Regions from separate parts of the Mus musculus genome. Here all the other regions are linked to region 1. The links are chromatin loops, found by intact Hi-C in ENCODE. Cell type or tissue: heart. All regions are shown on one strand.

Region 1 (8,000 bases):
CAGGGAGTCTGTAAGGCAACTGCAAGCGAAATTGTTTACTTCCACGCTAACATGAAAACTGCTCAATATCTCCTTTTTTTTAATCCCAAGCCTCAAATCAAATCAATTACAGCAACCTCCTCTAAGAGAATCTACTATTTCTTAAAAACAAACAAACATGTTTGTCTATGTGGCTGTTTAGATTGCCCTCTTATAAAGAGGGATGGATTCTTAAAGTTTTTTTTTTCTTCTTCTTCTTTCCTGAATGTATTTAGTTTGAAACAACTGGAAGCAGGGTTCTAAGAACCCAGGGTTAATAAAGGTGCGGATTTTCCACCAGCTGGCTGATGAGAAAACATTAAAACTTATCGAGGAAATAAATGCTCACTTATGGACTGAGGCTGGCGAACTGTGTGCCTGTTAGAGTGAGCTCTCAGAGCCGAGGTTTAAGACAGGCTAGCGTCCGGGCCTGGTAACCCATCCGTGATTTAAGCTATAAACCACATTCCTCTACTCTGTAGGCCACTGCTGTTTAATTTCACAGAAGTGCTGGCTTTCTGTACTTTTGACTTAAAAGGAAGTGCCCGGTTATGAAAACCCGACTAAATGTCTTGTGGCTTGGAAAACGATCCCGTGCCAAACTTTGGCCTCAAGTAGCTTGGAAGGAGACCGAAAGTGGGGTTTTATTTTCGTGCCCTTCCAACTGGTATCTTGATAAACCTCAATGCTACCTACCTCTGGTTTTGTTTTTGTTTTTGTTTTTCTTAAATCGGTGGTTTTAAACACTAGTCATTGGGGTCCTTAATAGACTTATTTCGGTCAGGCAAGGGCACTAAACATTACGTAAAGTGGTAACAATATTCAAATACAAGGTGCATAGTCTCATGGGTTCCTTGGGTCTACACACATAACCTTAATTGTAAAAATTGCCTGCTACGGTTTCCCTGGGCTTGCAGACTCCGGAGATGGCAACGGGAAAGAAACCCGAAGGTCCTCCCCTCTTCCACTGATTTCTCTGTCTCACACCATCAGGCTTAGGTCCCCTTCAGCCCCAGGGACAAGGCTGAAGAGTAGAAAGGGCCTGCGGAATCCTCCCGGGTCTCCCACTGCTGTCTAAGAGGGGCTTTAAGGTCTGTCCTGGGAAATAAAATCCAACAGAAAGAACTAAACGTAAAGAATATTTCAGAATGGCTTCACAAACGGGCTTCCTGCAACAAGGTGATTTTCTCGAATGCTGCAGAAGCCGAGTGCGCGGTCTCCTTCAATGGAAAACACCCTGTATTTTGTAAGGAACCCCGGATACGAGTCCCTAGGAACCATACTGAGGGCCCGGGTAGGCTGAAACTTCCTGACCCTTAAGGCAGGGCCCTGGAGTCTCCGCATATTTGGGGGGACAGGAAGTTTTCGTTTCAAACGTCAACAGTCAGCCAGAATCTACTGTTTTAAGAGTCAGACAAAAGAGATGTGAAATTTTTCAGATGGTTTGGGGGGAGGGGTCCCCCACTGATTACTTACTTACCTTCCTGACTTCGTGATGACCATCTCTGTACCCCGCTTGTGAAACTGGTCCCAAAGTTCCTTGGCCTCCAGGTGCACCTTAGGGTCATCTTCTACGTCTTCTTCGGGTTCCATGGTCTTCAGAGGCCTCAGATGTGCCTGGGGTCCCAGGGATGAGAAAGGGATGCCGGTCTCAGCAGCCCCCACTAACTGATCCATGATGGGCTTGGCCAGAGCTCCGGGGAGCGAGAGCGCCGCGGCGCCGTTGGGAGGCAGCGTTAGCGCGGGGAAGAAAGGCGGCTGGTGGCCCAGTACCGCGCTCATGGCGAAGTCCGGCGCCCGGTGAGGTAGGAAGGGATGATAGGCCATGCTTGTCCCAGGGATAACCGGATCTCTCATGGAGAGGCTCATCCACTCCAGACAGGGAACCAGTCCGCAGCTGCTGGCTTGGCTCCGCTTTTGTTGTTGCTTTTCAAAAATAATAATTAAAAAATTCAACAGCGACGCATAGTTTTGTTTAAAATAAAAAAGAGGGCAAATTACAAATAAAGCGTTTGAAAGGGAGGGGGAAAGTGTCTTTGGGGGGAAGAGAACGCCGCTTTTAAAGAGGACAAAGCGGCAGCAGATCTGGAGACATAGCCGCTGCAGGGGCTGTCCTGGTGCGTGGAGTGTGTTGGAAAAGCCGCTCCTGGAAGTCGGTTTCAGTAGGGCAAGCAGCAAGCAGGGGCTCGACTGGCGCCCAAGCCCTGTGGCTTAGCTGGAAATAGACACTGCAGCCCTTTCCCGGGGTGGCTCCCCGGCTCCCACGCTCTTTGTTGCCAAAGCGCAAGGTTCTCGGAGACTTTTTTTTTTAACCTTTTTTTCGACTCCTTCCCCCGCCCCCTAGCTCTTCTCTGGCTTTCTCGCAGGAGGCGTCTTAGTTGAGCTAGACTCTGGCTTTCACAGGCAGCGAGATCAAGGGGGGGAGGAAAAGTCTCTCCTTTAAAAAAAAAAAAAAAAAAAAAGCGATTTAAGCCCCTTTCCAGCGGCGCTTTCAAAACTAGAACTGCGAAGCTGGCTTCGGTTCGCGATCCTCCTCTCTGGCTCCGGGCTGCGCGCAGAGTCTGGGTGGCGAGCGAATGGTGCCTGCGATCTTCTGCCTCGGGGAGCCGGCTGTCTTCCTTGTGCTAAAAAAACGTGAGCGAAATCGCTTTCCTAAAAATAATAAATTAAAAAAAAATCAGCGTCCGGGCACGCAGGGCGAGGGAGGATCAAGAAGACGGGTGCAAAAAAAAAAAAATAGGAAAGAAGGAAGAGAACGGAGTGATTGGGAGCTGGAGTAGGCAAGTAGAGGGAGGGAGAGAAAGAGAGAAAGAGAGCGAGCGAGCACCTCGCCACCCTCCTCCGCCTCTAGAATTCCCCGGGCGTCTGCTCGGCGGCTCTGGACGGTCCGGCAGCGCTGTGGGCTGCGGGAGCCCGAGGCTTGTTGATTGGCTCTTTGACGCTTTCGGACCAATTGTGTGGCTGCATAGGCGTGGTTTTCACAGGTCGAGTGCTGGGGGAATAGAGCCGAGTTATAAAAAGAAGGTGTCGGAAACTGGAACGTCGCTGCGCCGCGCGGTACTACGGCCTGTCCTGCGTTTATGTCAACATGATCAGAGGGGAGGGCGGGGAGCCACCAGGGCGCCGCGCGCTCACCAAAGTCGCCTCTAGGTGGCTGATCCAGAAGAGAGTTCGCAGCAGCCTGAGAGCTCGCCGCGGCTCCTCAGCTCAGCCTACGTCTGAAAGGCCTCAGCCATCCAAGCCGGGGGATCCGGGGAGGAGGCTGGGCCAGGGAGGAAGGGGGAGGGAGCGAGGGCGGGAGCCAGGCAGCTTGCCCGGCTTCCGAGGCGCCGGGCAGGGGCGCTCGCCTCTCGCGCGCTCCGAGCGCTACAGTTCAAGCCCGCGGCCGCTTCTCTTGTGCGGATCTGCAGCTTCTTCCCTTTCCCGGGCCCCGGGCTAGCCGAGCTGGCCGCCGAACCTCTCTTTCGGCCAATAAGCCTTAACAAAAGCTCCAGGCTCGCGTAGCTCTGAAGGGAGCCCCACATGGAACCGCCCAGCCACCTCTGAGTCAGATCCTCTAGCTCCTGCGCCCGGGTGCTTCGGATTCCCGAGCCACTAGCGCAGGGGATCCCACCAATCTTTCTGCCCGCTGCCTGCTCCCCACCCGCAGCCACGTGCAGAGACCCAAATGCCCCTTGGGATTCTGGGCCCGAACGCGCGCCGACATACTGAGACCGAGCCCCCACGCGGAAAAATAAACCACGCAAATGCATTCAAGGCCTGCGCGCCTGGCCCAGTCTACGCTCGGCTCGCTCCTTTTTTTTTTAAAAAATGTATTTACTGACCCTTTTGAGCCCAGCTCCTCTTCCATTCGGATGACGACACCAGTGTTCCACCCGGATGGGGGTGTGGGTGTAGAGAGAACGAAGCAGCTGAAACAAGTGAGCGCCTGGAACTGCGGGCCTGTCTCCTGAGAGCCTTTGCCCTCACCTCCGGGCCAGCTCGGTAGGGAGCTGCCGCTCTGGGCTTGGAGAGCTGCTCGGGGGGAGGTGCACCAGCCTCGTATCTTCCTCAGGCATCACACTTATCTCTGGGTGCCTCCGCTCCTGCTCTATCCTGGGGACTTATCGTGGCAGACGTCGGGGGCGAATTTGTAAAACAAACCGTGAAACGTCTCCCACCCCCATTTACCCCAGATGTCGGGAGACTAAGGTCTCCGCTCATCCTAGGGTGGGGAGGAAGGCCAACTGATCGATCAGACTTTGGTTGGGTGACCCTGTAGGACTCCCCTCGCAAACCTGCAGTCCTTGTTTGTGGGTAAAGGCGAACTGGGACATTCCAGTTTAAATGGAGGGCAACTTAGCAGAATTTTTAGTTTTCCTGGGACAAGACCTTTGCTTGGAAAGGGAACAGAAAGGAGGCTGGGTTTCCGGGCCTAGAGATTAAGCTTTCAATGTTTCCGTGTGGACCATTTGCGCCTAGATTTTCCCCCTGGGGGCCTCCCCCAACTCCTCGCCCAGGACCCCTTTCCCAACTGCAGGTTCAAACTAGCAGCTATTGGGTGAATAGGCAGTTCCTTCTCCCAGGTAGGGCAGAACATTTGAGGCCACGAGCTTTTCCAGTCTTACGTGTTTTGATGTACAAGGTTAAGAGCGTTTGGCGCCAGCCCTGAGCTTTCCCTGGTGCGGCCAATGGGAATAGAGTCATTCTTTGAACTTGGTGTGACCTGCCATCTCGCCCCTTTCTTTCCCCTTCTCTGACTTTTCGCGTGCTCACGGTGGAGAAGGGAGAAAGAGGGAGAGAAACGGAAACAGGAGGTGGTACCAAAGGCGGTGGCTCGCTAACACCCCTTCCCTAGGCCCTGTTCCAGATTGCTGGAGAGTACAAGAGGCCAGGCCAGGGCCCTCTCAGCACGGGCCACCGGGGTCAGCGCGGATTCTCTGCTGGCAGAAGGCTTCCCCTCCCCCTCCTTGCCTAGCCACTCTCGCCAGAGCCGCCCTAGAACCCAGATCTGCTTTACCGACATTGGCCGGTTAATCTCTGCGCTCCCGAGTGGAGTGCAGGAAAGTGGTATGCATCTGCAGCCTGTTTGACCCCTTGGTCACCTACGCGGTGCCCTGAAGGTCCACAAGCTAGCCGGAGAGACCTTGGCAACCGGTACCAAGAGTTCTGGCCTCAGGGGTCTGCTCTGCAAACGCGATACGAGCTCCATGACTTTGCATGCAAATAATCTGGCCTTGCTTTTTTGGCCGCAGCGTTGGAACCAGAGCAATTTCTGACCCCTCACATCACCCCACACACAAACACCCTTCAGTTGCCTATGTTTGACTGTAGCTCTAACTTAACCCTGGGCTCATCCCAGTTTGCCACTTCTCTAGCTTCTACCCCTCACTCCAGTGCGCCAGGGAAAGGGGGAGGAGGGCGGGGGTGTGGAGGAAAGTTTGCTGCGGGATTCAGAATCGAAAATGTCTACATGTTGCTAATGGTCTACAAACTTCCGCCAATTATGACTGACCTCCCAGACGCTGCCCCTGGAGGCTCGTGTTCTGCCAGGGAGGCCACGGCGAAGCTAGGATCAAAAGCAGGAAGGTGCGAACTCTTCTTCGTCGTTACGTGCCCGCCGCGCCCCCCTCCTGGTGGGTGATAAACCCACTCTGGCGCCGGCCTTGCGCTGGGTGATTAATTTGCGAACAAACAAAAGGGGCCTGGTGGCCACTGCATTAGGGTTAAACATTGGCCAGAGTCTTGCTTAGGCTTGTGGCAGGCCTGGCCTCCTGGAGAATCTACAAGGTTAGCGGGCCTCGTGAGCTTCCAGCTGCTGACCCTCGGTGTAGACAGGTTCTGTTTCTAGACTCCTTGATTGAACGTAGCCAGTCTTTCCAACAAAATCGGAAAATGGGTGAAAGATGGGAACCCATTGTCCCTAGCAGAAATATTCTCTCGCTTTTGGCGGTAGGATTTTTTTCCCTCCCACTATAAGGGCCTGGGATTTTGAACAAGATAAAAGCACTGTAATGCCGGCAGCTTCTGAGGCAAAAGAGGAGATATGGGGCTTCAAATGTGGGGGTGGGTGGGTGAGAAGGGGATTACGCGCCTCAGCCAACTGTCCCAGGAGGCATTGGCAAGCCAGAGAAACGGGAAGGCGCCTCTGCAATGTTCCATTTTCCCTATGGCACCTCCTGCCTCACACTTTAAAGGGGACAGACACACTGACCCTTTTGTGACCGAATGGTGTTTATCTGAAATTTAAGAGGGGGGTGGAGGGAAAGGATGGGGAGTAAGCAGGGTGGTTGGCTAGAACTGCTCTAGAAAGTCTCTTTGCTTGTGTGAGGTCTGGCTGGACTCCGTGAGACATGCTGTTACACTGTTATGCTCTTATGCCCTCTTAAACCTTCGCTCCTGTTCACCACACAGCTTTATTCAGGCCGAGGTGTCTCTCTATCGGATATCTTGGCGGCTGGAGGACATGGGGTTTCTCCTGGAGGGTCGGGGGCCTGAGGATGAATTTAGGAGAAGTCAAGACATTAACTTTTCCACGGAAGAGAAGTTCTTGGTAGCCTGGCAGGGCAGAAATGGCTCTTTGGGAGCCTGATGTCCTGGCTGATTTGATCCTAGGATCTTAGTCCCTTTGACACTGGTACACTTTAAGACTGCCTGGAGCTGCCGGGCAGTGGTGGCACTCGCCTTTAATCCCAGCACTTGGGAGACAGGGGCAGGCGGACTTCTGAGTTCGAGGCCAGCCTGGTCTACAGAGTAAGTTCCAGGACAGCTGAGGCTACACAGAGAAACCCTGTCTCAACAAACAAAACAAAACAAAAACAAACAAAACAAACAAACAAAAAGACTGCCTGGAGCCGAGTGTAGGATTCTCATTCTCCTTTCCTGTTCTCTGTTGGGGGACAGGATTTCTTTATTGTCGGGGGTCCAGCCTGGCCTCTCTCTGGACACCTGGTGTACCTTAACACTTCAGGTCCCCTCCCAGCCAGCACAGCAACATACGTGTCTGCCCACCCCCCCCATACACTGGTCTTCCATCTTAGACAGAGCCTGAATTGGGTGGGTGGGGCTCCCTTACCTCCTGTTCCCTAAAACTTACTGGGAGAGCTTGGCTCTCCCTGGGCTAGTGACTTGGTGCTTTGAGGAAGCATCCTTGAAAAGTTGCCTAGTACAAGCACAACCCTTTGTGCTGGATAACAGGGCAAAGAATATCACCTCTTTCCTTTTCCTCCTTCTAGCCTTCCCCTCTTGCTTCTTTTTTCTTCCTTCTTTCTTTTCTTGTTCTTCCTTTCTTCTCCCCCCCTGCCTCCCCCGTGTCTCTGTTCCTGTCCAAAAAGAGTTCTCTGAATGCACAAGTGTGACCCTCCTCTGGCTTTCCTTCCCTGTTTTTCTTCTCGTCCTCTTGGGTCCCAGGTTCCATTTCTGTCCCTAGCACCCAGTTCTCAATGCTTCTCTTGTGCCTTTGTGGTTTTTAGGTTTTGTTTTGTTTTTTTGTTTGTTTCTGATTTGCCATCTGGCTGTTTCTAAGCAAACCCCTCCCCATCATTGTGACTCATCCCCCCCCCACACACACACACACACCCACACTTTTCCAGTAACTTTGACAGACTGGAGATTCCACTTCCCAGGGTCCTAACAAACACCTTTGCCTCCTGGCTTTGGCTGGTGGCAGATAAAGACGCTCTGCTTGGCCCCATTTGGTCTCAACTGCAAGTTTCCCTTCTCTTAACTTTTCCAAAGTCACTTTAAAAGGTGGGGGGGGGGGGTGGGCACTGTATCTGATTCCTATGCCCGGGGATCTGCTTCCCTCTCTAAGGCAAGAGCCCAGAGTGAGGAGCTCTAAAGCCAAGGCTCTAAAGCCCAGCTCCTGGCTCCCGGTTGCTGCATAAGGTCACGCCTTTCCTGTAAGGCATTTCTTCTCTGTCCTCTGACACTCTTCTACATTATTGATCAGGGAGATCCAGTACTAGAGTCTGAGGCGGTGATTGAGCTAGACAATGGTCGGC
Region 2 (8,000 bases), 720 kb after region 1:
CCACTATCACCATCAATGCTATTTCCAGTGTTTCATGCTCTAATATATATATATGAAATACATTTACACGTATACACATACACACATATACGCATACACATACACACATACACATACACACATATACACATGCACACATACATACACACATATATACACATACAAGATATACACACATACATACATACATATATACACATACACATGTGAATATGTGACCATTTGCTAAGTCATTCTGCACTGGCTTTCCTACAACCATCAGAATTTTAAGGTGGTGATTTCTAATCATTTGGCATGTTTTCATTCCCTATAAACCTCTGGACAGGCTCTAGGTAGGCTTTACTCAGTAGGTAGCACCAGAAACAATGGAAAGTATCATGGCTAGAAGTATGTGTGTACCTCTGTGGGCATGTGTGGGCATGTGTGTGTGTGTGCGAGCGCACATGTGTGTGCTATCAACACAAGCTAGGGTCATCTATGTAACTGGTCTTTGGCTACTTTGTGGGCTCATCTTTCTTCCACCCTTCTCCACCCCTTTTCTTTCACCCTTTCAACCTCCTAACACTAGACAGGAGAGAGAAAGGACAGAGGGGAATCATTAGACTGCTTCCTGATGATTAGGGATGTCAAGTCCATTGGAGCAAGTTTGATCTTTACTGGAAGGATATTTATCTAACTTTCTTCTTCTTCTTCTTCTTCTTCTTCTTCTTCTTCTTCTTCTTCTTCTTCTTCTTCTTCTTCTTCTTCTTCTTCTTCTTCTTCTTCTTTTCTTCTTCTTCTTCTTCTTCTTCTTTTCTTCTTCTTCTTCTTCTTCTTCTTCTTCTTCTTCTTCTTCTTCTTCTTCTCCTTCTCCTTCTCCTTCTCCTTCTCCTTCTCCTTCTCCTTTCCCTCCTCTTCCTTCTGCTCCTCTTCCTCCTCCTCCTTCTTCTTCTTCTCCTTCTTCTCTCCTCCTTCTTCCTCTTCTTTTTCCTCTTCCTCCTCCTCTTCCCCCTCCTCCTCTTCTTTTTCTTCTTGTTTCTTCTTGACACATGACTACTTAACAAATTGCAACCAACAGCAACCAGTCACCAAACCAACAACAACCAACGATGCTCCCTAGCATTTATATACCCTCTGAAAAGTCCCCAGAATTCCAAAGGTCACACAATTGCAGAAACTATGTGCAGCTGACAAAATCACACCCCCAGATAGAGCACAGGGCAAATTATAGTCAGCTGCTGTGGACAATCTGAAACAGCCCATATCCCACACCTGGGTTTAAAATGAAAACCTATTTCCACGCTATTTTTGTGTGCTTTAAAGAAACCAAAGTTCTCACTACACATCTGGGAAGAGGAAGCCTCGTTTAAGGAGTTGCCACCATCAGATCTGTCTGGAGGCAAGTCTGTTGGGGAGATTTTTGATTAATGATGGACATGGGAAGGTCCAGCTCATTGTGGGTGGTGCCATCCCTGAGCTGGTGGCCCTGGGTTCTATAAGAAAGCAGGCTGAGCAAGCCATGGGGAGCAAGCCAGTAAGCAGCACCCCTCCACGGCCTCTGCAGCAGCTCCTGCCTCCAGGTTCCTGCCCTGACTTCCCTCAATGATTAACTGTTATTTGGACGTGTAAGATAAAAATGAACCCTCCTTTCCTAAGCTGGATGTGGTCACTGTCTTGTCACAACAGTAGAAAGAAAACCAAGAGAGAGAGAGAGATTAGAAGCAGTGTGTGGCTGGAGAAAGAAAGGAAGACCATGCCCACAAGCAGCCAGTACGGGGGTCCTGGGTCACAAGGCTCAGTTCTGATGTGGCCCTTCTGAGACACTGTGGAGACACACACATCTAAATGACGGGGGAAGAAAGATGGTTGGGAGTGAAGGAGATTTCTCTGCCTCAACTCTTCTGTCACAGACTGAAGTAGTTCCCAAAGGCATCATCTCTGAGATTGGAAACTTCAGCCCACCCTGTTCTGGATGGATGCCCGTCTGCAGCCAGAGGACGCTGCTGGGAACTGTCATCTGCTATGGGTAAAGCTGGGGAAAAGTGAAGGGCAAGAGACAGAGATGAGCACAATGGTACCAGTACCATCGCTGTCCCAACACTGGGGATGGAGTGACTGACGTCCAGAGAGATGAAGTCATGGGCTCAGACCCCAGAGCTCCCAAGTGGTGGAAGCTCTACACATGTGTTTCCCTAGAAGTATAAACTTGTCGCCACACTTAGCTTTCACGCGAACTCTGGAGATCAAATCAGGTCTTCAAACTTACAAAGGTTATTCTCCTCTAGGGTTGAGAATTGGTTCTAACGTCCTCCCAACAGCTCCCGGTCTTGGACTCCAATATTCCTCTACATCTTTCACTGAGGTCTCTGTAATGAGTCCCAGGAAGTGCGGGAGGGGTATTTTAGAGCACATGGCGGGGTAACCAGGAAGAGATTCTGCAACTCTGCATTCCACAACATCTCCATGTCTGCCCCTCATATTTCCATGATGACTACCCCATGCTTGCCTCTCGGCCAAGTCACCTGCTGAAGCTCGGAGTGAGGCTACTTTGTAGACTTCACTGAAACACTCGGAGCCCTCTGTGTCCTCTGCTGGATGGTGGGAGAAAGATTGTGATGTGCCGCCCCCCTCCACAGGGGGCATGGAGGCCAAGAATGAAGGAGACTTAGCTTCTTGTATAGAATGAACACTTACTAACTGTTCACTTGTTTATATCAGGCTTTAGTAAGAATTATAATGATGATATCTCCATCATCCAGGGAAGTGTCCCTAACAAGAAAAACCAAGGGATAAATGAAGTTCAAATTATAATTTTTCTCTGAGTCTACACAACAGTTAAAGGTATATATCTTCATGGCCGGAAGCAATTACAGGCTACCCGTTTGCTTTGTCTTCATGAGGGGGAGCATGAACCCATCAATTGTACAGAAGACCAGGCTACTCAGACTCTTAAACTGACTCATCCAGGCCCCGATGTTTGCCCTTCCTCTGTGGAAGCCTATTCTCAAGGCAACATCGACCACAGCCATCTTGCAAACACATCAGGCTGACTCACGGCTCTGCTCATCTAACAGTGACTTCCTTTCCTCTCCAAGGAAAGCCAAGCCTTGCCCTTGGCCCATGCCACCTGCATGCCCTGATACCCTGGCCTATCACAGCATCTCCTTCAGCTCCCTCCCTCTACTCTCGCTGCCTTGATTATCCTCAGCAATGTGACCTCTGACTGAGCCTCCTTCTGGAATGTTCTTCCTCTGTGACCTCATGGCCTACTTTGACAATTCTTTTAAGTCTTCGCAAAGGTCACCTTTCTACAAGGCCTTCACCAGTCACATGGCTTAAAGGATAGTCTTTCATCCTGACCCGACTGTCAAGACTCAAACCTTCTTCACAGATCACGTAGTGAAGGGGGTAGTGGTGTGTTCACAAACAAGGAGGCCAGAGGTCCATGTTGAGTGTCTTCCCCATTTCCTCTCCACCTTATTCTTTGAGACAGGGTCTCTCACTGACAGTAGACTAACTCATCTCTTTGCCTGTTTACTAGTTTCATGTATGGTCTGTCTTCTCAGGGAACTGCTGTCCCTATAGAACAACTGTTGAACACCTTTGGGTGCAAGCCATCTGAAGACATGGCTAGCTGTGAGCCCTGGGGAGGGGTTCCAGGAGACTCTGCCATGACTGTGCTGGAAAAGATCTTACAATGCACAGGACAGGCTCCTGCGATGGATTCTCCAGCCCACGTGTCAGCTAAACTGTAGACGTCCTTTGAGCTGCGTACATCCCGACATCTAGAACAGGGCCTGCATTTAAGAGTCACTTCATTAAGCCGGGCATGGTGATGCACGCCTTTAATCCCAGCACTCGTGAGGCAGAGGCAGGCGGATTTCTGAGTTCAAGGCCAGCCTGGTCTACAAAGTGAGTTCCAGGACAGCCAGGGCTATACAGAGAAACCCTGTCTTGAAACCCCCCCCCCAAAAAAAAAAGAGTCACTTCATCATTATTTAGGTGATGAATCAGCCCTGGAAACAGGTGCCTGGTGAAGACTTTCTGATTCACTGAGGTCTCAAGGAATGAAAAAATTCCAACTCAAATTAGTAACAGGGGAAAAAAAGGCGCTGTCTCCACAGTGAGAAAGATCCAGACCCTTGTTTGGGAAAAGGTTGCCTTTCGTCGGAAGGAGAGATGACCCTTGGTAGCCCCTCCCGGAATTCGCACATTGTGTTCTAAGTTTAACACATCTTGTACTCTTTTCTGCTGAAATCCTTGGCTCCAGCCCATAATATCCCTGCATCCAGGAAACCATTATGACTGGCCAGGGCAGAGGTCACTGCTATTGTAACCCACTTCCTCCATGAGGGTTTTAAATTTGGAAAAAGCTCTTACTACTATTGTACATGATGTCAACGCTCCGATAACCTTGGAATTCTTTTTATTTGTCTCCTTTGACCACTGAGTCCCCAAATCAGTCTTTTAAAAAAATTTCTGTGTAGGAGGGGGCTTTCCTCAGAACACAATGTTAACAAGCATCGAGTCACAGCCAGCCCTGCTGGTATTTTCCCAAAGGGCCTTCAAAATGAAACTGCATTTACCAAAAAAAAAAAAAAAAAAAAAGAGAGAGAGAGAGAGAAAAGCCAGGATTCCAAGGGAGTAGCAAATAATTTTAGTCACATTAAGGGGTTTGCCGAGAGCCTGTGTCGTCTCTGGAATGGACTGTCCACCTAGCACATCTGGAGATGTTGTATGCCGGTGGTACAACTGAAGCACCAGAGAGATCTCTGGATTAAAGGACCACAGGGACTGTCAGGGCAAGAGATGGGGGTGTGTTAAACCCTGAAATTCTAGACAATAACGGTAGGAGAATTACTATGACCAACAGTGTGGGAAACACCAGGTATATCGCCATTTGGGGGAGAAGGCATGTTAAAGAAAAAGGAATCTGGGAGGCCTTTGACACGGTAAAATGGAAGTCAGGAAAGACTACTCTGGTCCATTCTATGAGTGTTCGGTCCTCCCCTGTTACTTGTGAGAGATGCAGACAGGAAGTAATCATAGCACACCAAAACCCATCCTCTGTAGAGAGCCTCCGCTGTATACTCTCGCCGGTGAACACGGGTGGGTGTGTGCAAACATGAGGATGTGAACCAGCTGCACTCATGTGGAGGTCAGAGGACAACCTCGGTGTCAGTCCCCAAGTCCCACCTTTTGGTTGGGTCAGGGTCTCTCATAGGCCTAGAGTTTCCCAGTGTAAGCGATCCGCTGCCTACCTGCGTCCAGCATCACATCGAGGATGAGATTGAATACAATGCATCCTATTGTGCCTGCTTTTTTATGTAGCTCCAGAACCTTGTGAGTACCAACGGAGGCATTTCCCCAGTCTCTGAGCTATATACTTAACCTCTTTGTGACTTAGTTTCCCCCTCAGTGTCAATGCTGCTTTCCTCCTAATCTTAGGGCACCCATACTGTCTTATGTGCGTGCGTTGTGTCACATGACTAATAACAGCCAATGGAAGGTAGGAGATAAGTACGTCTGAGGCTGCAGAGAAAGAGGTCTTCACTGCCTACAAGTGACGCTGGAGAGACAAATGCCACTCCAGCTGCAGGAGCCTTGGTCACCATGGAGCCTTGTGACCCAGCTTTTCCTGGGTCCTGTAGCCTTTTCTAACTTCCCTACCAGTGGTATTTTCTAGAATCCCCTCCCCTCCCTTCTACATCTTACATGCAAACTGCAGTTGCTAAGGAAGATTTGCACCCTAAAACAGCTATCCTAACCCACTGGGCTTTGCTGCCCCCCTTCTGGAATTAATTATCTAGAGATCAGCAAAGCTCAGTGGGAGACCATCCAGCCCTTAACTCCAAATTCTCCCGGTGAGTTATCTTCTGTTTTGGATTGTTGCTCTCAGGTCAGATTTGGGATGATGGAGAAGATACACACACACACACACACACTCTCTCTCTCTTTCTTTCTCACACACACATACTCTCATATACTCATACACACTCATAAACACACACACACACACACACACACTCACACACATACATACACCCACACACTCATAAACGCATACTCATACACACACTAACACACAGGCACACACCCACTCCAATGCACATACACACACACTCATACACTAACACACAGGCACACACTCACACACACTAATGCACATACTCATACACACACACGCTCATACACCAATGCTCACACTCACACATGCTCGCTCTCTCTCTCTCTCTCTCTCTCTCTCTCTCTCACACACACACACACACACACACTGGCATGCCAAGACCAGGAAGCATGTGGGAGAAATAGCCAACTATGGGGAGGGGGGGTCACAGTGTGAGTCACTTCTCTGCCATCTCATGCCACAGGGACAGTAAGGACAATTCTCATTCACTGTATAAGCACCAGAAGTAAATCCAGAAAAGGCAAGTACTCTTCCAGTTTGTCCGTCTGCCACCCTGCCAGGGGGCTGGAGTAGGTGCAGTCTGTATAAGAACCCAAAGTCCCAGCTCAACCCTGCCCCAGGGCACACAGCATGGTCTTCAGGAAACATTAAGAATTCTGGACAAATCCTTCAATCCTTCAGTGCTCAGGCCTCCAATCTTTAGCTGTTGGCTTATGAGAGTCTCTGAAGAGTGTTGTGGTGTATCATCTGCTGCCTGCATCATGTGCCCACAAGAGGCCTTGTCCTGCAAGCCAAGACTGAGGCAGGTAAAGGAAGAGTCCTGCAGTCTCGGGCCCCTGGTTGTGGACAGCTGTGCTAGAAGTCTAAGCATCTCAGGCTTCCTGTCCAGGGCTCTCTTCATCTAAAGGGACCAGAATAGACTCACGCAGGGCAGACTGAGAGTGCCAATGAGCTAAGGAGTGTGGGGGTGACCCGTGACCCGTGATGAATGTAGAGGAGAGCATACTCCTTCCTGCTCCCCACTTATCATGAGGCATAGCTGAAGCATGTCTCCCTGGTTGCATTAGGACAGAGCCCCAATTACCCACAGTGCTGGTTTACTCATTAACAATATCTTCCTCATCTTTGTTCCCCTACCAGAGCTGCACCAACCTGACATCAAATCCTAGTTGTTTCTAGAAGAACCCAACTTCACACTGGCCTTCCACCACTAAAGACAGAGATAAGAGAGCCTGCAGGCAGGTCTGGGCTTGTAGCTCAGCTGGTCTCAGCAAGCTTGATGCCCTTAATTCACCCCTAGCACCCTATAGGCCAGGTGTGGCAGTGCAGGTCTATAAGCCTAGCACTCAAGAGAGACAGAGGCAGGAGGCTTAGGAGTCTAAAGTCACCCTTGGCTATGTAGCATTTTGAGGTCACATAGGATATGAGAGTCTCCCTGTCTCGATAAACAACTAAGTAAGTACGTACACACGTAAATAGCCCTATGCAATTTATCTGGTCAATGCTGAGGTCATTGGCAATGGCATCTTGAATTGTGTTACCCACAGCATCAGCAACATATCCAATCCCAGGCAGGTGGGTGGCCTCTGACTAAAGTGCCCTGTACAGCAAAGAAGTGGTCAAGACCACGAGTCAAGCTACACAGTGGGAGAAAACATTGGTGAGTCCTAGACGTAACAATCAGTCAAAAATCCAAACAGTAAGAAGTTGTCAGACATCTCAAGAGTGAACATAAACCAATGACCCCATTAAAAATTGGGCGAAGACTGAGGACTGGTTCTGCGAAGAAGACATACCCTCACTAACATGTCCCTGACAGAGTATGGCCTATAATGGTTGAGCGATGGGGAAAATGGATAATCCAGGGATGGCTGAGTGGTTTTGGAAAACATGGACTGCACACACAATGAAATATTGGTCTCAGCAGAGAAGGAGCCTCTGATGAACACAAGGACATGAATAACGCTGAAGAATATTCTACCAACTGGGGCCGGGATGCCGGTTGCGTAGTTTAAGGATAATGAAATTGTCTGGAATTCAAGAAGCCCTGGATTCCTTCTTCAACCCTGCACAAAAGAAATGCAAAACAGTAAGTGTAAAATAGTCAAATGTC
Region 3 (8,000 bases), 260 kb after region 1:
ACTGGTAACAAGGTCCTCTTGGTCCAACAAGGTGAAGTATTTGAAGGGCTTTATCCAGTGCATAGAGCATAGTTGGTGACAAGTGAACCAGTGTGAGTCTGGATCTGGGATGACGGAGGCTTTCCAGCCCTTCTATTGGCTCTTCCTTCACTGCTTCCCTCTACCACTGTCCCAGGCTCCCCTCTGTAGTCTAAGCCATTCATCCTCTCCGTTGCCAGGGTATAGAAGCCATGAGATGGCTCTTGCACGGAATCCACCACCACTTGCTTATGTTGGGGACCAATGTCACTGCTGTACACATGTTCAGTAGAGCACCCGAATTATACCATTATCTTGTGTACAGAAGTATCCAGGGGAGCGTGTAGGTGTGTAGCCAGCCCTGACTCTCCCAGTGTGGCTTTTCAGCAATGTGTGCGTGCATGTGCGTGTGAGTCCTGAGACCACACTGAGGCTTTCCCATTAACATCAGCCTCTTTATAACGTGACTATCTTCCCCCACCCCCATTACTAAGCTCTGCTGTCCCTATGTTAGGTAATAACTCCTGCTCCCAGTCCAGACAGTGCCTGTCTGTGTAAATATTGATGTCTTAGAATTTCTTCTTAGGAAATCCCTAGAAGGTCAGGACACTGCCTCTGTGGCTCTGGAGGTCAGGATTGGTCAAAGATGTGCAGAGATCCTCTAGAAGTGTGCATTGGAGCTGGCATCTGGGGAAGTTGCTTAGGACAAGAAAACAAGAATTTTTCTACACTGGCCCATGGGCGTGTTTGAGGACAGCGTGTTTCATGATGGACAGACTTCAAAGCAGGTTTCCGTCTTCCTAACTCATGACATTTGCAGAACTCACTGCCTTTCCATTCGCCCCTTTCATCTTTTAACGTTCTTTTTAGAGAAGTTCCTGGTTCCACACCCACGTTTTGAGTCAAGGTCTCATGTAGCCTAGGTTGACTTCAAACGTGGTATGGTATTAAGGATGCACTTGAAATTCTAATCCTTCCGGGTCGTGTCCACCTCTCAGGTGCTGGGGTGACCGATGTGCGCCCTCGCGCACCCAGCTTCTGCAGTTCTGAAGATGGAACCCAGAGCCTTGTGCGTGTGTGCCTGCTACACAAGCTCTCTACCACCCAAGTTACACCCCCAGCGCCTCCAAAAGGAGGCAGAGGGAACATAAGGCCAAGCAGTGTGATTGCAAGATACTCTGCCGGGTTCCATTGCAAGCCAAACGGAAGCAGCTTCCAGCCTGTTCCTGGTACCGACTTCAGCTGAGACATCAGCCTGCATACAGGGATCAGTGAGTAAGAGAGAGAAATAAAGAGACAACTCCCAGGCACAGTGGAAACAAACTTCAGAGTCAGATCCCATCGTCAGAGACCCATTGGGTTGGTTGAAGCCTTTACGTAGATTTCCTCAGTTTCCCCCCCACATTGACTTCCTTCCCGTCTGCCCCCAGCACACGCGCTGTACAGTGACGTCATCGCAGCATCCGTTTCCCGGGGAAACAGGCCGTGCCCTGGTGATAGGAGAGGGGTGCGATTGGATTGTGGTGGTTCAAATGGGATTGTCCCCCCACCCCCACCCCCCAGGCTTGGAGATCCAAGTGCTCGCTCCCTAGTTGCTAGTGCTGTTGGGGGATGTTTAGGGAACCTCCAGTGGCCTTGCTGGAGGAAGTCACTAGAGGCGGGCTTTGGTCGGTTACAGCTTCATCTCACTTCCGGTTTGCTCTTTCTTCTTCATGTCTGTGGTGGAAGATGTGAAGACTCAGTCCCTGCTCCTGCCACCGCGCCTTGCCTCCTTGATGAACACATCTCTCTGGAACCATAAGGCAAAAGGAGCTCTTTTTCTCCTTAGTTGCTTTTGGTCATGGTGGTTTTTTTTTTTTTTTTTTTTTTCATCACAGCAACAGAAAAGTAATTAAGTACAGGAACCAAAGAGAGTCCGGGAACCGTTTCGTTCTTAGTAGTGATGAGGTACCGATTCATGTTTCAAATCAGGAGCCTGCGGGGAAATGGGAGCCTGTCCCTGCTCTCCGAGGTCACTGCGTGGGAGAGAACCGAGGCTGAACACAGGACTGTATGCAAGCGTGATGGGGCGCAGGAAGAAAGGACAAGGTGCTGGAAAAGTCACTCACTGCCTTCCCAGCATTCTTACGGTGGGGAAGCGACCTGCTGACATCATGGTCTGATGTCGTCATCTGCAAAATTCCTGATGGAGAATTGTACAAGTTAGAAAAACAAACACACTGGCTCAGTGAATCAAGAGCTGACTGTGTAAGCAAGAGACCCTGAGTTTGATCCCTAACACTCATCCCAAAGGCTGGGTGAGGCAGCACCCATCTGTAATCTTAGCTCTGGAGAAAGAGTGAGGATGAGTCAACTCTGGGGTTGGGGGTGGGCTAGAGGGTGAGAGAGACAGAGACTGAGAGACCTAGACAGACAGAGACATAAAGACAGAAAGAGACAGAGAGACAGACAGAGACACAGAGAAATAGAGATAGGAGAGACAGAAAGGAGAGAGACAGAGACAGACAGAAAGAGAGACAGAGACACAGAGAAACACACAGAGCAGAGAGACAGAGACACAGAGAAACAGAGAGAGATAGGAGAGACAAAAGGAGAGAGACAGAGAAAGACAGAAAGACAGAGACACAGAGAAACACACAGAGAGCAGAGAGAGAAACAGAGACAGACAGAGACACAGAGTCAGAGACAGAGAGACACAGCGACAGAAATAGAAAAGGGAGAGACAGAGACAGGTGGAGAGACAGAGATAGAGAGACAGAGAGAGAGACACACAAACAGAGACACAGAAATACACAGACAGACAGACCTAGACACAGACAGTGACAGAGACAAACACCAAACGTCAACCACCTCTCATCTTCATACACACGAGCAAAAGTACACCCCTCTGCCATAGAACACACAAACCACACACACGATTGCATGAGAATCTCTCAAATGTTAAGTGAGTTTACTCTTTTGTGTGTAGCTGCATCCGTGGCTAGCACCGCTTAGACTCACCTGGTAGGAGACTGTGGAAGGCTTCATGCAGGCATTGATGGCTGAATTGGGACCTAAGCTGATGAAGAGAAATGAATCAGGCCAAGGTGATGGGGATGGGGAGAGAACAGCTTATTCACAGAGCTGGAGGACAGAGCGGGTGAGCATGGTAGCTTAGACAGTTGGGATGACCAGGGTCGCTCAGGATTCTACTGTGCATGAATTAAGGACTCTAACCACCTGAAGCTGGCTCGTCTTAATCCTTAGCTGGCTGTTCCATCATTGCTCCGGAAGCCATTGTCAGGCTGCAGGTCCCTACTGTAGGAACAGAAGAGTCTATGCAGAAAGAGGAGCAGATGGGAAACAGACAAGGGGGCAGGGATGTGAAGGTGAGATCCTGGCCTTCCAATCTGACCTGAACACCAACTGAGCAGTGGATTCCACTGATGCTATGCAGATCAGAAACATCCAGCCGTGCCCTGCCTTGTTTCAGGCTTGGAAATTTCGTTTGTTATACAGCAAATGCTAGCGGAGACATTATTCTCTGGGAGGGGCAAAAACCCCAGACACCTATCTGTCCACAACAGCCTACATCCATTGAACATCAGAACTGTGGTGAGCCGTCTGTTAAGGCTTTTAAACTATTTTATCCCACCAAATTGTCAATCAAGTAGGCATTTGTGACCATTTTACAGATGAACGCCATCGAGGCTCACAGTGAGTGTGATTTCTTCACATTATGAAGTGTTGGGACATGGTGGTGACCCCAGGACTGTGATTATGTGACTCTAATGTCCCAGGGATCTATCCGTTACACTTCCTCCCTGCTCCCCAGTGCTGGGATTAAAATTGTGTGGCACCACACCCAGATTGTTCCTTTTAAATGAGAGGGTTAAATTCATGGTCCCATGCTTGTGAAACAAGCACTTTGTTGACTGACCAGCCCACAGAACCCTGCTTGATCCATCTCCCCAGAATCCAGTTCTTTTCTGTTTTGACTTCTCTGGGATAGATTATAGAGCCTGGAAAATGAGGGTTAACATGACGTTTCTCTGAGAAGGCTAGCCTGTGGATGGCAGATGACACTGAGCTGAGGGCCAGTGTGCCAGACAGAGGCTCCTACATCCCAGGCCCATCCAGAGCTACCCAATGTCCCCGGACACCTGGCCTCAACTGTTGGCTCCACTTCTCACATGGAAGCCAGGGTTCAGACAGACAGATTGTCCCAGCCCTGGTTGCTGGTCTCAGCCCTGTCTCCGACTGGCCAGATGACCTTGGGTCATGACCCCTTCCCTTAGACTCCAATTTCCCCATCTATTAAATAAGAGCAGAGTTCCTGGCACTCTGGTGTGTTATTTCATTGAATTCTTCACTCTGCTAGAATCCCGCTCTGCAAGACAGTGCACATTTGTAGCTTAAGTAAGCTTCATGCTCAGCTCTAAACATTGATAACCTGATTTTAAAATCTATTTTCAGGGCTGGAGAGATAGTTTAGTGGTTAAGAGCACTGACTGCTCTTCCAGAGGTCCCGAGTTCAAATCCCAGCAACCACATGGTGGCTCACAACCATCCATAATGAGATCTGATGCCCTCTTCTGGTGCATCTGAAGACAGCTACAGTGTACTTAGATATAATAATAAATAAATCTTTTTTTAAAAAAATCTATTTTCTCTCCGTGTGTGTGCATGTGTGTATGCATGTGCATGTTTGTGTTTATGCATGTGCGTATGAGTGTCTGCATAGTGCATACATGTGTATATGTGTGGGTAGGTGTGCATGTTTGTGTGTTCATGTGTGTGCATGTGTGTATGTATATGTGCATGTGCATGTGTGTGCTTGTCATGTTTGTGTCTATATCCATGTATGTGTGTACATGTGTATGTGCATGTGTGTATGTATATGCACATGTGCATGTGTGTGCTTGTCACGTTTGTGTGTCTATATCCATGTATGTGTATGTGTGTACATGTGTATGTGCATGCATTGTACGTATATATGTATGTGCATGTGTGTATGTGTGCCTGCATGTGTGTGTACGTGCATGTGTATGTGTGCTATCTGTGTGTAGTGCCTGTGGAAGCATGAGCAGGGTGCCATACCTTTAGATCTTTAGTTACAAGTGGCTGTGAGCTGCCTGATTGGCTGAACTCCAGTCTCCTGGAAGAACAAGTCCACTTAAGTCCTATGCCATCGCTCTCATCTTCCTGAGAATTTAAAGTGCTCGTTGAAGTTTATTTTGTTGTTGTTTTCGTTTTATAATGCCCCTAAAAATACCTATGTATTTTTTAAATGCCTGTCTGGTGCTGCTGGGGGTGGGAACTACTTTGGAAGAACTGGGCCTTTCCATTTTGAAGGAGAGCCCAAGACTGAGGCAGGGTAGTGGATTTCAGACTTGTCTGCCAGTGACCTGGCCAGCAGCCCCTCGTCAGCAAAGGTGACACTTTAGACTTTGTGTCTTCAGGAAGCCCCCAAGTTTGAGGGTGGAGTGGAAGCTGGGTAAGAAGAGGGGTTCCACAGCAGAGTGAAGTTTGAGGTTAGGGGTAGAGAAGGGTAGCCATGGAGGAAACCTCAAGCTGGGGTTCTAGTCAGCGAGGGTCCTGTGATGCGGAGCCTGTGGCAAATAGAACCTGCCGGGCTCATGGTGGGGAATCACAAGCTGGAGAAAAGAGAGAAGGCTGGGTCTTGCTGTTCCCTGTGAGGACACAGCCCCCCGTGATCTAAAGGCCTCAACTCATGTGTCCCTCACCTCTCTGCAGTGTCACCTGGGGACTCAGCATTTAACACATGGATACTTTGGAGGACATTGAAGATACAAGCCATAGCAGTGGGGCCCAAAGGGCAGTGGGTGAGAGTGATCAGTGATAGTCTAGGTGAGGTATTGAGGTATTTGGGTCCACACCCTGGTCTGTAGCAACCTCTAGGGTCCGCCCGATGACCACAGGTGCCAGGGAGAATGTCCAGCGCTAAAGCCCACCTGTGAGATGAGGATGAGCTTGGGGGACAGGGACACAGGCTCTAATTTGTCTCTACATAGCTCCAAAGCAGCTTCTTTTTGGTTAGAGTTTGTTTCAAATATATTTACATTTTTTTTTTTCGGTTGGGAGGGAGGAGTTGTTTTGTTTTGTTTTGAGACAGGGTCTCTCTACATAGTCCTGCGTATCCTGGAACTTACTCTGTAGACCAGGCTAGCCCCCAAAACTCAGAGATCCTCTTGCTTCTGCCTCCCAAGTGCCGGAATTAAGGGAGTGAGACACCATGCCTAGTTAAACATAATCTTTAATATTTGTCTTTAGTATTTGTCTTTGTATTTAGTATTTTTGTTGTTGTTTGATGTATGTGTGTGTGTGTAAGTATGTATGTATGTTTTTGTCAAATAGGAAATCACCCTGTGTCCAGCTTCCCATGTTTCCCCTTGCCTGCTGTTTTTGTTGTTGGTTTTTGTTTGTTTGTTTGTTTGTTTGTTTGTTTTAAACATTTGTTATAGAGGATTGAACTCAGACTGTCATAGTGTGCAGCCAGCACTTTGCCAACTGAGTCATCTTTTCCTCTCTGCTGCTGCTTTGGAGTTGAGGTCTTGCTATATAGCTCTGGTTAGCCTGAAACTTGCTCTGTAAACCAAGGTAGCCTCAAACTGGCGGTCAGCCTCCTGCCTCTGCCTCCAGTCTAGTTTAATTAAAAGAATCCATTGCCAATAGGTCTCCATCTTTGAACTGGAAGTTTCACCCGCGTTCTGGTAAACGTGCCTGCAGATTCATTCGTCTGGATTTGGGTCTATCTTCTGGATCAGATTTCTGTTTAATTTTTAAAGACTTATTTTTAGCGATGTTTTTTTCGGTTCCCAGAGAAATCACGAGGGGGAGGGGCGGACAGAGATTTCCCAGCCACTTTCTCTCCCAGCATGCTCAGTGCCCAGATTGTCCACAGCCCCTGCAGAGGGGCGCCTTTGTGGCAAGCGGTGCCGTCACTCGGACACAGCACGTTAACTCCCCAAATCCACAGCTGCACTGAAGGATCACTTTGCGATGTGTGCATAAGGACATACGCGGCCGCACACACCAAACAGCCATGCCCAGTGTTTTCACTGGCGTCATCAGAGGCTTCCTCACCGCTTCTTCCTTTTAGCCTCTAGTGAGCAACTGATCTTTCTATAATCTTGCCCCTTCTAGAATGTTCTAGAGTTAGTTTTGCAATTTGTAGCCTTTCAGACTGATCTTGTTCACTGCCTTGTGTGCATTTACTTTTTTTTTTTTTTTTTAACCCACTGTTTCCATGTTGGGCTGGCTTGCTTTTGTTTGATTGTTTGGGGAAGAATAATATTCTATATCCTGGACATACCCCAGTTAATGTATGTCGTCACCCGTGGGGAAACATGATTACTTCTAACCTTTGCTATCCTGAGTTAAACACCGTGAACATCTATGTGCCAGTGTTTGTACGGACAGAACTTCTCAACCCCTATCACTAAACACCAGCCAGAGCAACTGTTAGGTCTCAAGAAAGAATACAAGACTGGAGCTGTATTCTCCTGAAAATTGGCCACTCTATTTCGAAGCCCCACCCACAATTCCTTCTGTTTTCAGGTATTCCTATTTGTGCCTCTCTCCCCCTCCCGGTATCAGTTTGCGGGATGTTCCTTTCCCGTTAGTCTGGCAGACGTCCTTCCCCATTTCCCCCATCTGTTCCTGTCTCATCGTTTACACACCAGGCGCCTTGCATATGCTCTAAGCACAGACATTTAATTCTTAATATGTTACAATGAGTTCTGTACCCAACACTATTCAGTTAGCTTCTCCTCCATCAGAATAAAGTCCTCGACCCTATTTTGGGAAGATCCTTTTCTGGGGAATGAACCAGGGTCTCCTGTGTACTAGCAAGAACTCTACCAATGAGCTACAGCGCCCATTTCCCACACACACACACACCAGGTGCCCTGCAGTCACCCCCACCCCCTTTGCCCCCCCCACTTCTCATTTTTTTCATTTTGAGACAGAGCCTTGATAAG
Region 4 (8,000 bases), 700 kb after region 1:
GAGACACAGTCTCTTGTTCTGTGTACACCAGGCCAGCTTCTGGAGTCTCCCTGCTGTGTTTCCCATCTCACCATAGGAACACGGGTTAGAGATGCAGTGGTTTCTTGGCTGATACAGCGAATCCAACTCAGATCCTTTCATTTGCTTAGCCAGTGCTTTATCCACTCAGCCATCTCCCCAGAGTCCCAGAGCCCCAAAGCCCATTCCTTTTACCGGGCCAAAAACACCTCTCTGACTGTCATGGGGACAAGTTAATAATGACTGTTGCAAGGAGTCACTCAAGAACCCTTCTACCCACAACAAATATGGTCCCCAGCAAGTTAGCAGATAACCTGTGCCCAACATCTCCTCTGCCACATGAGTCTTTTGCAGGTATTAGTTTTAGAGCTTCTAAGAAAAAAAAAAAACATAAGCAACAAAGAAACAAAAAAGGAAAAAGAAAAACCAAAACAAAACAGAGCTATGTCTCACTGCCCTGTTCCTGCCAGTGGGTTTGGGGAATGGGGTTGTCTCACAACTGTGGATGTTGAAATTGTGAGTTATCAGATGTGATTTCTATATGGGAAATGGGAAAGAGTCTTTAGCAAGTGAGCCAACATGTAGACCTGAGACCATGATGTCTTCCCATTCCCCTCTTCCTGGCTACCTTTCAAGGCAGAGGATGCAAAGCTCACTACTCACACTATCAGCTTCCCTTGCAGCTATGGGAGGGGGGTTCATTCTGGAAGCACCAGTGTCGATTAGGGAGATATTGGAAAGTTTATTTTTAAGAAACAGCTATGCTAACAGGCTTCTTTCTCTTCCCCTTCCCTCCCTCTCTATCCATCTCCCCCTGCCCCAGGAATATAGGACATAACTAACCATCTTGTGGCTGTGCATGTAAATCTGAGAGAGGGGCTGGAGAGAGAGCTCAGTCAATAAAGCACTTGCCTCACAAGGCTGAAGACATGGGTTTACATCCACAGAATGTATGCAAAGAGCCAGGCATGATCGTATGCACCTGCAATCTCAGCAAAGAGAAGATGAGAGCTGCAGACAGACAGACAGACAGACAGACAGAGCCCTGGAGGCTCTCAGGCCAGCTAGCCTGGTTCATGGGTTGAAGTTTCAAGCCAATAAAAGACTGTCTCTCAAACAAAATGAGTTAGTCTAATGACCGACACTCAAAGTTATCTTCTCACCTGTGCATGCACTGCGTGTACGCGCGCACACACACACACACACACACACACACACACACACACACAGAGGCAATCACACACATACACAGGATAAAAGCAAACCCATGTACAGCAGTTCCCAGGAGACCTTATTAACATCTGCGACAATGCCACCACCCACCCGCTGGGGACCACAAGCTCCTGAGGACGTTGGTGACATGAGCCCCTCTCTTCAGATTTCCTCAGAGGGATTGCTTTCTTAACGAATGCACAACACAAGAGAGGGGGTAACTTTCTGGTGCTGGAAGCATCCTGGATATCTTGTAGGGGCATGTTGGGCTTCTGCTCTGCCAACAGCCAGAAAGATGTTTCCCAAGAAAAATGAATGAGAAATGTGTCTCTGATATGCTCCGGCATTTAAACACTTGGTTATCAGTTGGTGGCAGTTTGGGGAAAGTGGAGGGAGGAGGTTACTTCACTAGAGGTGGGGCTCTGAGGGTGTGTCTCCAATCTAGTCCCTCTCCTTAGCCTTCCCCTTCTTCCTCCCCTTACCCCTCTATGTTTCATGCTTATGGCTGAAGATGTGATCTCTTGCTTCCCTGCTTCTGCTACTGTGCCTCTCTGCTGTGGTAGGTTCTTATCCCTCTGGCACAACAAGCTAGCACCAATTCTTGCTTTTAAGACCTGCTTTTGGTTGTAGTATCTTATCACAGCAACAGTGAGCAAACCCTTTCCAGTGGATGAGAGGAAATGGATCTACCCACTGTGCTTACTCAGGTCACTTCCCTCCTGACATTCCAGAATGCTGAGTGAGGTGGCATCTGACATGCTGGCCTGAACCAGGAGGGCCAAGATCCTGGGGAAACAGGATTCTTGGCCAGGGAAGGGATACCACGGTCACTCTCTTCCCTGTTCCTCACACTGAGGACCTGAGAATAATTTTTCTGTGGAGAGTTAGGGAAAGTCCCTCGCAGACATGGCTCATTTTCCCAGAGAGTTTTCTTCCTCAAGGTCTCAGCTGTTTACAGCAGGAGGCCAGGGGCCTTAAGGTGTCACAGCGGACTTACACTGCTTGTCTACTTGGTCTATTTCCCCCATGCCCACAGATATACATCACATTTCTCCAAGAGACCAGTTTGTCTACCCTCATCTTTTGGGGAAAATACCGTCTCCAGCCAGATGAGGTAGCTCTGTTAGTAAAGTGTTTACTGTGTAAGCATGGAGACCCGAGGAAATCCCCAGTGCATCATAGGCAGAGGCAGGCAGATCTGTATAGTTTGGGGTCAGCCTGGTCTATATAACAAGTTCTGGGCCTGCCAGGGCTACATAGTGAGATTGTCTCCCGACAAAGAGGCTTGTCATAGGCAAGCCTCTAATCTCAAGGCTTGGGAGGTAGAGTCGGGTGGATCCCTGGGGTTCACCGGCCAGGCAGTCTAGAATCAGAGAGCACCAGTTCATAGTGAGATCTTTTCTCTAGGAATGGTGTGTATAGCTCCTGAGAAGTCACACTTGAAGGTGACCTATGGCTACAGACACACACACATGCACAGATGGATCCTCCCCCGCCCCCCACGCCACAGCATTTGTTACCGTCTTACCTCAGGGTATCTCCTGTGTCTGGTTTGTGTGCTGTTCACTGCACTGGATCATGAGGTCTGAGAAGGCAGGTGTGCTGGGGAACTCGGATGACACTGGTGCCCCTGTAACCACCACCAGTGATAATTAATTGCCAAAAGCATTTGCTGAGTGACTACATGAAGGAAGAGATGAAGGAACTAAGGGATGAATGACAGCTGCCCTCCTATTTGATGGGCAGATGTGTCTGCTATTTTAAAAAAAGATGAATAAATATAAATGTGATATGAGCTTAATACTGTGAAATTTAAGAACGATATCTGCAGAAGAGAGAGACTGGATAAATTCAGCAAAATGCAAGTAGAAGTTAAACTCAGCAATGGTGGGGCTTCCCGATATAACCTATGTTGCCGATGTCAACAGAGGGAAATGCTTGGTTTTGTTAAAAACAAACAAACAAAACACACACACATACACAAAAACAAAACTAAGAATTGAACATATCAGTCTTGATTGACCAGGTCTTTTAACTTCTCACAACAGAGGGAACAGGAGGGGCACCATACACCTCTGTCACAGCAGAGGTCACACTGTGGGGACATAACCTTGTGTTACCAGAGCCTAGAGCAATGTCTGGCTCAGGAGAGAAGTTCACTAAAAATCTGTGGAAGGAGAAAGAGAAGGAAAATATAGGAAGGAGGGGGGAAGTGCAGAATGGGGAGAGGAGATTGGGTAGAGAGAGGGAGGGGAGAGAAAGAGAAGGAGGGAAAGAGAGGTAGAGAGAATAAAGGGAAAGAAGGGGAGGGGAGGGAGTGGGAAGGGAATGGAAGGGAGGGGAGGGAAGGGGGAGAGGAGGGGAGGGAGAGAAAGGGAAAGGGAGGAGAGGGGAAGGAGGGAGGGAGGGAAGAAAGGGAAGGGAGGGAGGGAGGGGAAAGGGGAAGGGGATGGGAGGGGGAAGGAAGGGGGAAAAGGGAGGGGAGAAGAGGGGGGGGGAAGAAGTGGGAGGGGAAGAACAGTCAAGACTCCCTGGGGAAGAGAGAATAGGATGAAAATCTCATCCTGAACAGAGCCTGTGGCTTCTGCTCCTGGACAGGATGGGACAGTCCTGTGAGCAAGGTCAGGTCTTGGTCCAGGCTCTATATCAACCGTAGGTCTACAACCTGGAGCCTAAGGAAACACAAGGACCTGAGCCCTCTGAGCCTTCCTTCGGGGCCCCTCTGTGGTATATGGCTAGTCAAGATGACATCCTCATCTGCACAGGAACCTGGAGAGATGGACAAACACAAAACATTCTGGAGTAATGCCAGAAGACGCAGGGCATGGTTACACATGCAACTCTTAACTGGTAGAAAGCCTAAACTGTATGCCATTCATCCATCCCATCTCTCTCTCTCTCTCTCTCTCTCTCTGTATGCATTGGTATAGGAATGTTCAGGTGTGCATTCATGAGTGTGTGCAGACCAGAGGTCAACCTCAAGTGCTATTCCTCAGGAGGAGGCCATCTTGACTTTTGTGACAGGGTCTCTTATTTCCCCAAGGCTTATCGACTAGTTTAGTCTGAGTGACTGGTGAGACTTGGAGATCTTCAAGATGGTTATAAACTTGCACCACTATGCCTGCTTCCTTTCCTTTTTTTTTTCTTTTTTTCTTTTTTTACATGCGTGTTGATTGGACAAATTCAGGACCTCATGTCTGTGTAGCAAAACATTTTACCAACTTCAGCCCTTAACATTTTTGCTTGTTTGTCCTAGAGATGGAACCCCAGGTCTCACGCATGCTAGGCCAGCTTTCTACCACAGAACCATAGCCCAGGCAGGCTCAGACTCTTGTCTGAGTTTTCCCCGGAAGAGCATTTGGATCTGGAAAAAGGATGCCTCTGAGGCTGAGAATCAGCAGACCTGACCTTCAGCTCCTTCGGTGCAGCCGCTCTGTGTTCCATGAGCGTTCATGAAAGTCTGTCCCACTGGGGAAGGAAGTCCGTCTGTGGGAGAGGAGAGGCGCAGCTCCCTCGGGGTCAGAGTAATTGTGTGTGATTAATGGCCAATCTCTTAGTGAGCCCCACACAAGGGCTCCCAGCTGCACACTCCTCCCAGTGAATTTAGAAGACCAAGTGCGTCCTCTCTTGCTTGCAAAGCCCAGATGTCAGCACCCTCAGCTCTGGAAACGTTTTGTAATCTGCAATTACGAGTTTTCCTAAAGTCTGGCCCGGGGACCAGCCATGTCTGGCCCTTTTGAACAAGGACTAAAGGAGCTCACAGGGAAGGAGGGAGAATCTATTGATTATCCATCATGAGTCAAGTCTTGTGTCACCCTCCACCACTAATTCCCTCAGTCTTCGACTTCTACCTACCATGATTATCCCCATTTCCCAGACAAGGAAACTGAGGCAGAGAGAGACAATGAGTCCTTTATGCCACACAGTAAATAGAAGGGGCAGGATTTGAACCTGGGTCATCAGGCTCTCTGTGTAAGGTTGTTTGGGAAATCCTATTGGCTTTGTTTTAAATCAACATCATGTCTTTGTCCTGGTCATCAGCCACTGCCATCGTTCCTCACCTGTTGATGGCTGAGGGTAAAAACACTGAATCGTCCCTGCTCCAGAGATTCAAGCCATGTTATCCACCTTTCCATAATCCAGAGAGGTGTTGGCTCTGCACACTTCCTCTTCTTTCTCCATGCACACCAGGCTTCTAGATCTTTCTGAACGGCCTCATGCAGTTGTGAGCATCCCCACCAGGGTGGTCTGTATCCCTTGTTAACTGTGAGTTCAAGTCAATTCCTCCCTGCTTTGTTGCCACTTGCTAGACATAACAATGCGGAGAAACAACAAAAGAAACTAATCCACGACTTCATTTGTGGGTTGCAGCTCTTATGCCTTCCGGTCCCACAGGCTTGTAGGACATTTTCTCTGCTTATCTGAACACAGCTCCAGGAAGGGGTGGATCCAGGACCCATGGGGAGCTGATGCTCTAGGAATTTGGCGATCCTTTCCAAAGAAAGGATGCTTGCAAATATAAAATTTGACGAGCCAGTGAATCCTTGGAAGGGGAAGAAATTACAAATCTGTACTTTTGAGAAAGCTAAAAATAGTCAAACATTCACTTCCTGACCGGAAGAGATTCTGAGAACTGGATAGTTGGGCAAATTCATCCTGGTCCATAAATCCAAGAGTTGACTTCTTTAAAAAAAAAAAAAAAAAGGTATCATATTCATGGTCCACTGTTGGTCAAAGTGTCCTGTAGAGCATGGCGGGCCTCTGGCTGCCACAAAATCCAGAAGAGCTGATCACAGTGTTTCAAATATACAGAACCTCACGTCTCTAAATTATGTTCATCCTGAAATTCCTAGCAACGAATGCCTAATCATTTCTTTTAGGATACTTTCGTAGGCATGTGTGAGCTCAGGCCTTGGAAGTCACTGGTCAACCTTGTGTGTCACCCTCGAGAGCACTGTCCACTTCCTTTGAGGACTTTTCTCACGGAGTTTATCTCACCAAGTAGGCTAGGCTGACTGGCCATGGAGCCTCAGAGATCTCCTCTCTGGTCCTCCCCAGGGTTGCGGTTCCAAGCTCTTTTGTGGTTCTGGAGATTAAACTCAGACCTCCACACTTTCCAGGCAGGTTACCTTACCAACCAGTTGATCTCCCCAACCCCTATACTAATAAAAAAGAATTACAGTATCTTCTATAGAAAGACTAGTATAGAATGTAGTATGTTTTAGCATAGTGGATAAAGCATCTTAATGTTTGGAAATAAAAAAACAAAACAAAACAAACAAAATACCCCACAGTTTACCCAGAGATCTAGTCACCATGAGTGGTGGCGTGATAGAGCCTATCATTCTTCTCAAATAAAACAAAGACGGCCAATAAGATGGCTCAGCAGGTAAACATGCTTTCAATTAAGCCTGACGACCTGGCTTCAACCCCTGAGTAGTGTTGAATCCCACATACAGTGGAAGAAGAGAGCACATGTCCCATGGCATATATGCATAGGTATATATACACATACGCATAAAATAGGTAGATTGGTGCAGGTTTAAAAATAAGTCAAATAGAAAGGAAAGAACACGAAGCACACATGCCTGTTGTTAGCGTTATCCTTGGAGCATCGTCCTGCCCGGGTCTCTTTAATGATTGATTTTGTTCCTCATAGAGATTTATGCGTTTGATTCAGGTTTTCCGCAAGGTAGCTTCAGGCTCTGTCAATCTCTCTGTCTTTCTTCAAGTACCCTCATGCCCCTGGAGTTCATGCTGCCACAAGCTCTCTCATACTGCACCACCAAAGCGACGGCTCCAGAGAGCAGACCCAGAGGGAAATGGGAACGTTTCTGGAGGCCGTTCCTGTATGGGGATGGGGGTAGGCTGGGCATTACTCCACTTAGAAAAAGATTCACTCAAGTGATAGAACTGGCCATCAGCATGTTACGAGAAATAAGCCAGATTCAAAGGCAGGGACCATGGATTCTCTTATGTAAAGAATCTGTATTTAAAACATGGACAAGGACCTCATGGTGTGTCTGACTCCTGAATCTGGATATTTATGAAAAAGACATAAAAGGGAAGAGAGACTGTTGGGGGGGGGGTAGTTAGAACAAGGGAGGGAGAGTCAGGAGAGATGGAAGAGGAGCACCAAGAGCTGGCACAGGGAATTCGGAAAATCTGGAATACTTATCCATCTCAGGGGGGCATGCAGAATGGTCCAGCTACTTCTGAGTATAATGTGCTCAGTCCTTAAAAACTGAACACAGGGGGATAAGGAGATGGTAAAAGTGCTTGCCACACAAACATAGGAACTCAAGTTCATATCCCCAGCAACAGTGTAAAAGCCAGGTGGGTGTGGCAGCCCATCTGTAATCCTAACACTCAGGAGGCAGGGGTGGGATTTCCTCAAAGCAAGCTGGTTAGCTAGGCTGGTCAAATGTATAAGATCTGGGTTCAGAGAGAGTTCCTGACTCAGTGTATAAGGTAAGGAACAATTGAGGAAGACCCTTAATGTAGGAGAGCCCAGCCCATTGTGGGAAGAACCATTCCCTAGGTAAGTGTGTCTAGACTCTACATGAAAGCTAGCTGGGCTTAAGCCTGCGATCACACCAGCAAGCAGCATTCCTCTAAGGTTGGTGGAAGGTCATATGCTCACAGTGACTAGAAATCTCGATCCAGTCTGCAGCCCTCCACCACACCATCCACTGTTTCTTTTTGAGCTGTATCTTGCTGGCCTGAAACACACTACGTAGGTGAGGCAGGCAGGCTGCCCAGTGAACCCC

The links. A loop is a pair of places that touch in the nucleus more often than their neighbours do. Peaks named below come from ENCODE experiments on the same cell type or tissue, not always from the same donor. Only the 100,000 strongest peaks of a DNase experiment are listed, where the experiment ranks them.
Region 2: a loop joins it to region 1, with 2.9 times the contacts of the local background. A loop is called at or near these places in 4 of 42 quality-filtered maps.
Region 3: a loop joins it to region 1, with 2.1 times the contacts of the local background. A loop is called at or near these places in 5 of 42 quality-filtered maps.
Region 4: a loop joins it to region 1, with 2.6 times the contacts of the local background. A loop is called at or near these places in 4 of 42 quality-filtered maps.

Annotation. Positions count from the first base shown.
Region 1 is chr5:119,665,903-119,673,902 of GRCm38, reverse strand. It overlaps Tbx3 (T-box 3), which reads right to left and starts at 2,670. Exons shown (of 8, transcript NM_011535.3): 1 at 1,499-2,670. The coding sequence starts at 1,887. Tbx3os1 (T-box 3, opposite strand 1) reads left to right here and starts at 2,395. Exons shown (of 4, transcript NR_166476.1): 1 at 2,395-2,652. In heart, CTCF peaks have their summits at 1,724 and 3,176; DNase peaks (open chromatin) are centred at 1,822, 2,302, 3,102 and 4,032; H3K4me3 peaks cover 5,814 bases; H3K27ac peaks cover 5,831 bases; H3K27me3 peaks cover 4,808 bases.
Region 2 is chr5:118,947,509-118,955,508 of GRCm38, reverse strand. It overlaps 4930413E15Rik (RIKEN cDNA 4930413E15 gene), which reads right to left and starts at 3,170. Exons shown (of 5, transcript NR_040694.1): 1 at 2,486-3,170; 2 at 2,246-2,345. In heart, no CTCF peak of the experiment used is centred here; a DNase peak (open chromatin) is centred at 4,268.
Region 3 is chr5:119,401,780-119,409,779 of GRCm38, reverse strand. No RefSeq gene overlaps it. Among named protein-coding and RNA genes, the nearest start is that of Gm42016, 80 kb to the right of the region's middle. In heart, a CTCF peak has its summit at 4,575 (motif pointing left); a DNase peak (open chromatin) is centred at 6,939; H3K27me3 peaks cover 266 bases.
Region 4 is chr5:118,964,681-118,972,680 of GRCm38, reverse strand. No RefSeq gene overlaps it. Among named protein-coding and RNA genes, the nearest start is that of 4930413E15Rik, 16 kb to the right of the region's middle. In heart, no CTCF peak of the experiment used is centred here; DNase peaks (open chromatin) are centred at 4,720 and 5,660.